Linked DNA regions of Mus musculus: region 1 is linked to region 2. Evidence: chromatin loops called from intact Hi-C (ENCODE). Cell type or tissue: heart. All regions are shown on one strand.

Region 1 (4,000 bases), 64 kb before region 2:
CTGGCTGCGAATGTCTCTGATCCAAGAGGAAGCATTGTGTAGTCTTGCCCTATCCCACCTTGCGTATAAATCACCTCTCTGGCCTGTGTGTCTACACTGTGTTAGTGTCACTGCCCCAGTGACCCAGTGACCCAGTGACCCTGTGACCCAGATATACATAAGCAAGTGATCACTCTCCATTGGCTAACAACAGCCTCTTGGTACACAACCCATGTCATTCCCCTCCTTCATCTTATCAGGTAAGCCTTGATCGTCTCCCACTATGACAAGGCGAAGAATGACTAGAGTATCGGGATACTAACAGAGAGCAGCCACAGTTACCAGATGTACTGCTATATGTTGTTACATTGTTTCGGTTTGCTATTGGTTGTTCATCTCTAACTGCATTTGACTTATAGTTGAACTGTGTTGTAGCCATGTGTGTAGAAGAAAGCCTGCTGCCTCAGGCATCCACTGGAAGGAATCTTGACAGGCTTGCCTGTGGGTAAGGTGGCCCTGTACAGATGCAGATGAATAGACAAGGCATCCTCAGCATGTGGCCTTTTGTGTCAGGAGGCAGCTTTCCATAGCTCATTTGCTTAAGTAGGCAATGCCCACCCTGTTGGTTGCATCACTTGATTATGAATTAACAATGAACCACAATCTTTGAGGCTGTTTGAATAGCCCAAGAGTCGGAGGGGAAACAGCTGGGAAGGCCGGTGACTGGGCAGCCTTCGGCCGCAGTGGCTGGAGTAGCAAAAAGTGCTGGGGACAGTTTCTCAGGGAGCAGACGTCTCACCCTGTTGGCCTCGGAGAGAGAAGATGTGTTTGTTGGCTCCTCCTGCTTTCCTGTCAGAATAAGGATAAGTAGCTCTGGCGTGTTCTCCTTGCTTCCTCTGTGTCAGATGAAGTCATTCGACTTTACGGTAGTGAGTGCTTTGGAAAGTGTCTGCTGCTTATGCCGGGAGCTAGGACAGGATGAGCAATCCGCAGAGGCTGGCTTCATCAGCCTGGGAAATTGACTGTGAACAAGGTGATTTATATAGGCCACTGTGGGTGCTGTTTCAAACTGGCACACAGCACCTAGCAAGAGACTCCTCCTTAAGGTGGCAGGATGCTCCCTAAGGGTCTCCCAGCTAAAGCCCCTGGTGAGCTTCAGGCCATAACAGGAGTCAAAGGATTGTGACCTTGACAGCCCTGTTAGAGGGCCATCTGAGCACCTGGAATGAGCCCTTCATCCCCACAGACAGAATTCTTCACTAATGGAGGAGCAGCTCACAGGGGCATTTACCACAGACTCTCTGTCCCCTTTGTAGTGCTGTGAAGGGCTCAGACCTAGGGTTGCTCAAGAGAATTAGTGATAATGGACATGTGCAAATGCAAGGTGCTTTTGTTTCTGTGGCCTCCCACCAATGACCTTGGGCACCTGGTCAGGGACTAGTATAGGATTTAAAGGAGGTGAAGCTAGTCTGGGAGGTGAGGCTAGGCTGGGAGGCCAGGGTGCTTGTAGCCTGTGGTCTGCCTTACCCTGAAACAAGTAGTGCACCCCAGCCCTGCAGCCAGATACACTTTGAAGCTGCTCTGCAAGCTGGGTCAGCTAGTAGTTATACTTTGGAGGAGGGATTGGCCTTCTTTGATCCTTGGTCTTCATGTGGCTAAGGGACAGGGTGCATACCTCATTGCTGAGACAGGCTGTGAGACTGGACAGAGCTGCGGACAGTTTGAGCATAAGGAATGACTATCTGTAGTCTACTGATGGACAGCTATGGCATCACCCTGAGGAGTCTCTGGAACAGTTAAGGCCCCTACACTCACAACACCCACAACCCCAGGGAACTTGTTAAAAACTCAGTCTCAGGTCTGAAACTTGTCTCCTCAGAAGCCACAGGGTGGGGCCCTGCTGTCTGCCTTTAAACAAGGTTTCCTTGGGGATGTGGATGCAGCCTCCCTTACACAAGAGCCATTTGTGTGTGTGTGTGTGTGTGTGTGTGTGTGTGTGTGTGTGTGTGTGTGTGTTGTTTTTGTTTTTCTCATGAGAGCATGGGTCTAAAACCTGGGTTCTGGCATAGCATTCTTAGAACCCTAAGGTAGGAAGAACAGGTCCCTCAGAGCTTTTATCTGTGTCCCTGCGTGTTTGGAATGGGCCCAGCAGTTCATGGGCATCGATGCCTGGACAGCTTTGTGAGTTTCATGTGCCTGTCCCTGGATCAGTAGCCAGCCCTCTGCCGGGAAAAGGCTCGTGCCCCACAACTTATTAAAGATCTAAATTTAGCCCAGGAGGGAGGAAGGGACTTGGGCTCAAGACCATTTGATGAATGGCTCGTGGGATCTGGCTGCAGCCACTGGAGTAAATAGGATTTAAATGAAGCGCCTCGCCATTTCCCGCATCGGATCTGAACATCGTTAAACACAAGTGCTGCTTGGAGCTGCACTTGCAATGAAAGCAGCCATGCAAAGAGGCATTTGAATAATTAACAGCACGATGACGGTAAACCTCTCCAGAGGTGTGCAGAGAGAGCCTAGGCAGGATACCTGTGTTTCTAGGATCCCTTAGCCAGCAAACTCAGTGGGGGTGGGGGTGGGGTGTGCTGAGGCAAACTCCAAGGAAAGAGATGCCTTCTGACCTGGGAGCTGTAAAGATGCAGTTTTACTAGTTGGTGGATGTGCCGGTCTTTAACACTGGTGTAGCCTCCCATGTCCTTGCTCAGTCAGCTCTCAGAGTTCTGCCTGGGGCTGGCCTCAGTGAGAGAGAAACTGCTCTTTGGTCCTCAAACCCATTGACACCCCCCCCCCCCCAAGACGCACCTCTTCTTGTCATCTCCTGGAATCACGTCTTTATTCAGTCTTCCTGTTGGACAAACATAACTGAGCCAACCAGTTGGCAGAGGGTGACTGGGTCAGCCCTCACGCTGACCTTAATCAACACAGGCTGGGACCTCTGTACCCCAAGCATAGGAATGTGCATTGGAAGGCAAGTCTTGTTTCCTTTGAGCCTAATGGCTTTTTCCCTTTCTCAAAATGGCTTTGAGGCTCATGGTGACATTGCTTCATGGGACTAATACAGAGGTCTATCAGCTGTAGAAACCATGAGTCCATCTGTGAGGGGCCTAGGTATTCCTCAACCCTCAGGAGAACTGTTCACCAGCAGATGGTCATTGAGCACTGGGGAGCTGGAGGGCCAGTGAACAGCAGGTGCAGGGGCCTCTGACTGGAACACTCACCTGGGTGCATGAAGAGAAGAAGCTAAGGCATTTTAATTGCAGATAACAGTGAATAATAGACTAAAAGGAGAGAAGGACTACCTGAAAGTGTGATCTTTGTAAGCTGAGCAGAGCCATCACATATGAAAGCTTCACACACATGGACAGACATGGTGCCCAGAGGCTGGACCATGTTCCTGCAGATCATGTTCACCAGGTGACCACCAGACATGGATATTCTAGAAAGAGTAAATGGTAGGATGTGGCTTTTGAAAAAGCAAGGTAGCAGCTGGACTGTTGCAGAAGTGGATAACTCAGTGAGCCTTTGGTGGGGCGATTGACAGCCCCTGCACCACCCAGCAACTCAGCTAACCCTATCCATCAGGAGTGCATTGATTTCTCCAGGGGATGCTGATTTGTGCTGACTCAGCTGCTTCAGCTTGTCCTCTGCCAAATCCATCAGCAGGGTGAAGAAAGAGCATCTGAGAGCCCCACCCCCACCCCACCCCCCATGGAGGAAGGGAGGCTCCAGGAGCCCAGAACTGTTACTGACACACTTAGAAGAACCTTCCCTGGGAGGATGCAAGACTAAAGACTCAACCTCATCTAACAACCAAATTGTGCTTTCCTGCATGCTTTGTTTGAGCCCCTGGCATTTCTGTAGCCTATGTATGGTTTGCGTCTGTGATACGTATGTCTGTGTGCGTGAGTGACCAGCCTGAGACCTGCATGTCTGATTGGTGCCTCTGAGGTTTTTTTTTTTGGTTCCAACGTTATTGCAAACAGTTAATTCATCCGTCAAGAGCATCATCCAGTGCGTA
Region 2 (4,000 bases):
GGGGTAGCTCATGGGCTCTCCGTCAGAAGCTGACTTCTGACTTAGGGACAGGAGAATAGGTGCTTCTGAGAAGGTTGGTCTGGGAGGGCCATGAAGAGAGGCTGGGTGGAGGATACAAGGAAACATCCAAATGAGGCAGCCTGGGAGGAGAGGAGGGGGTCTTAGGCATTTCCCTGTGCAAGGGCTGGCCACAAATTTTGTCTGTAGTGGTCAACAAGTCAATGGTTGCAGCAACTTCACTGATTTCTCCATTACATATCAGAAGCCACACTCAGTGCCCCTGGGTAGATTCAGTCTGGGGTTCTAGGAGGCAAAGTTGGGAGATCTTGCAATCCAAATTAAAGACGTCAAAGCCCAAATTCCCATGTGTATATTCATTACACAGCACCCAGTTCTAAAGAATTAGAAACAATTAACTCCTAAAGCAGATGAACTGGGGGGGGGGGGAGGAGTGTGGAACTGGTTACGTGAAAGAATTTCCTACAGAATCCCTAACTTGGATCCTCTTCCTCCCCCAGCCTGACCCAACTACTCTTAAACAGCATCCGGACCTCAATAGCAGTCATCTCTTCTTTGGGGTGACAATGATGTCTGATTTCATTTCTGAAGCCTTCTCCCACAATGTCTCAGAGGAGACAGTCAGGGTGACCACAGAGTACTTCCTGCCAGCCCCACACTTTATTGTAAGTCAAGTCTGTATTCCACTCCATAGTCATATGATTTGGTCCTAGTATAACTCACCCCTCCTCGTATATTTGGGACACCAGAAGGCAGCATTGCTTCAGTGGCCCAGGCTCCTTTCTTTGCCTTTCTAAGCCTCATGTCCTGACTCCTGGGTTTCCTCTGCGTATTCCTGGTGAGAAGCAAGGACAGGGGAAGGCTGGTTCCACAGTCACCTAGTACATAATCTTAGAAGTGGGCTTTTTAGATAAAGGCTCAGTATATATTGGTGCCTTTTGTGTAAACAAAGGACTATCTATTTATGTGCTGTCTGGTATTTTGGCATTTAATATTAATATTGTGTAATTGGCCGAGACAATAAACATCTATTCTTGCTTTTAGAATCTATATTTTGACCTTATTCATATCCATATTTTTTCATCCTATCACTACACCCAGTCTCGCTACTTAAAATACCTTCAACATACTGATGCTACCAAAAATCCTAAAGCCAGCTGGAATTTCCTTTTGGTTCCTGAAGCTCATCTCTCAGCCCCTATCTGTTTGCCATACTGCCCATTGTTCACCTACAAACTGGATTGTCCCAAAGTATGGATCAACCTATTAGTAGTTTCGTTATTTTGGTAGTCAGACCACAAGCCTTATGCTCACTGCTCGCATACACACAGACACACACACAGACACAGAGACACACAGACACAGACACAGACACAGACACACACACACACACACACACACACACACCCCTATTGCAGCACACGGGCAATTCTCTCATTTCTGCCAGAGCTACTGATCTAGGACAGGACAGCACCACATCAGCCCTCACCGCAGAGGTACTCCACCCAGGGTAAGAGGCAGTGTTGACACCCCTGCCCGCCCCACAACCTCTGTTGCCTCCCATGCTACTTCTACGTCCAGCTGCTGTATAAGGCACCTGCCCCAAGTAATATCTAGTATCTGCTCCAGATCCCATGACTTTCTCTCTTGCCTCCAGGAGTCCATAGATAGATAGCTGTGCAATGTCCAAAGAGATATTGCCAACTTGGCAGGCCCCAGCTGTACCACAGGCGTCCTCTGCTGGGCTGGCCCCGTGCTGTTTCGCTGACATGACCAGGCTTGTTATCACCGAGCAGAGACAAGTGGGGTCAGAGACAAGGAAGAACTGATAAATCTCATTAGCTGCCTGGCACAAGTGCCCAGTTCTAAGTAAGAATGCTTGTAGTTTTATTCTGAAATTGGCCAGAAGGCTTTAGCCAACAAGAATCTCAGGCTGAAAAACCCTGCCAGTTTGGAAGTGACCAGCAGGAAGCAGAATGGGTCAGCACCCTGGACAGCTCCCTCTGTGCCCCTAGGAGGAGGACCCTGTCATACAGACAAGAACCCAGCTCTAGGAAGCAAGACCCTTGACTCCTCAGGGGGAGAGGCCAAGTTATCCCATCTTAGACTCTGTCTTAAATGTCAGCTTCAGATACATGCAAGGAAAAAAGAAGCACACACACACACACACACACACACACACACACACACACACAGAGAACAAATCAACAAGCAGACACTTAATCCCCAGGAACTCCAGAGAGTTGGGGCTGTCAGATGGACAAAAGCTGAGGGTAGAGCTTCCTGGAAAAAAAGATGACCTACTGAGGGGATGGAGGAAGGGACTGAAGATGTTGCATACATGTTCACAAAGCCAGGGTAACAGAAAGCAGACAGGACAGACTGGCCAAGCAGCCCATGCCTACCAATACCTCTATGTCAGAAAGCGCCATCTCTGACAAGGATCCCCACCCAGCTGTCTTTACAACCCAGGAATCCACTCACTAATAAAGCTCTTTCCAAACGCACTATCTTAACTAAACAAACGGACTTTTGCCTTCTGACAGCTGTGCCTATATTTAGACTCAGAGAAAAGCTTGCTGTGGTATAAGGCTTCTATGTTCAGTCTGTGTGACTATCTGGTTTAATTGCCCTGTCTGAGGGTTTAGTTTTCTTCTTCCATGCCTAGATCCTCAGTCCTGCATGCTGCAGAAGCTGCTACCTGCAGCAGCCACTAACACCCTTCCATTACTTAGCTGCTGGGGTTTCATTTGCTGGTTACAGTGGCTGCCTCCTAGCTCCCCCTTTCCCTGATTTCAAAAAGAAAAAAATCTCAGTTCAAATTTGATGATTAAAAATATTTTTCTATTATTACAAAATATTTTCTATTATTACAAAAGCCTTTGGCAGAAACACCCAAGCTTGAGAGAGCCAGGAGGAACTCAGAGATATCAGGGAGCTAGAGGGAAGAAAAGTGTAGACATCTCTGCAACAGCTGCATGAGGGAGAATCAAAGATTCCTGGGCCAAAAGAGGTTGAGATTGGAGGCAAAGCTGTCTCAAAACAGCACTGAATGCACTCTCTCAACTCCACATAATTCCTAAGAGAGGCCCGCCTGCTGGGTCCTCTGGTCTAGATTCATGTCCTTGCTGGAATAAAACACTCTAACCTAAAGCAAAGTTGAGGGAAAAGGGTTTCATTTGATTTACACTTCTAGGTCACAGGCTATCACTGAGAGGAAGTTGGGTCAGGAGTCATGGCTCACTCTCTGGCCTGCTCTCAGCTAGCTGTTTACATAGCCTAGGACCCCAAGCCTAGGGATGTCACCACTCATAGTGGGCTAGGATCGCCTACATCAGTCATCATGAAGACACTCTCTCACAGACACGGTCATGGGCTAATCTGGGTAATTGCTCAAGACTCCTTCAGACGACTCTAGGATGTGTCAAGGTGAGAGCTAATGCTGACTTGGAGCTTCATACAAGTCAAGTCTAAAAAAGACCTGTTTCCACTGGTGCAGCCCGGGCTCATCTACTCTACCCCAGACTCTGATAAGTAGTAGCTGGGATTCTTCCAATGGCTGAAGAGGGGGAAGGTGGTGGTGGATGAACAAACTGGCTTCCAAACCTGTCACCACAGACACCAGAGACAGGAAAGTAAGGCCATCCTGAAAATCTCCTTCTCACTTCAGCTTGTGTTAACGTGGAACTTACCAACAAGGAGATGATATGATTCATTCTAATAAACTCCAGCACACTGGAAAACATAGCAGAATCCATGTACATGGTATAGAAATGTCCCCAGAGACAAGAGGAAGGCAGGAGGACCTGAACCCAAGGGCTTCTCCTCAGCAGTCCCACCCCTCAGTCCTTCTGTGTGAACAGATGGAAGACAAGGGGAGTGAGGTAGGGGAATCCCAATAGCTATGACTGACAGGCAATCCTAAGACAAATTGACCTCCTTCCCAGGAGCCTTGGCGATGGGTTTCATTGCTTCCCAGGCT

The links. Peaks named below come from ENCODE experiments on the same cell type or tissue, not always from the same donor. Only the 100,000 strongest peaks of a DNase experiment are listed, where the experiment ranks them.
Region 1: it touches region 2 in a loop (1.9-fold over the local background); 1 of 42 quality-filtered maps calls a loop at or near these places.

The regions. Positions count from the first base shown.
Region 1 is chr1:192,519,508-192,523,507 of GRCm38, reverse strand. The region is part of intron 11 of Hhat (hedgehog acyltransferase); the gene reads left to right. Gm31011 (a long non-coding RNA gene) reads right to left here. Exons shown (of 2, transcript XR_373898.3): 2 at 2,799-3,418. Among named protein-coding and RNA genes, the nearest start is that of Gm31011, 5.4 kb to the right of the region's middle. In heart, no CTCF peak of the experiment used is centred here; a DNase peak (open chromatin) is centred at 2,227; H3K27ac peaks cover 611 bases.
Region 2 is chr1:192,455,737-192,459,736 of GRCm38, reverse strand. The region is part of intron 10 of Kcnh1 (potassium voltage-gated channel, subfamily H (eag-related), member 1); the gene reads right to left. Among named protein-coding and RNA genes, the nearest start is that of Gm31011, 58 kb to the left of the region's middle. In heart, a CTCF peak has its summit at 1,749 (motif pointing left); no DNase peak of the experiment used is centred here.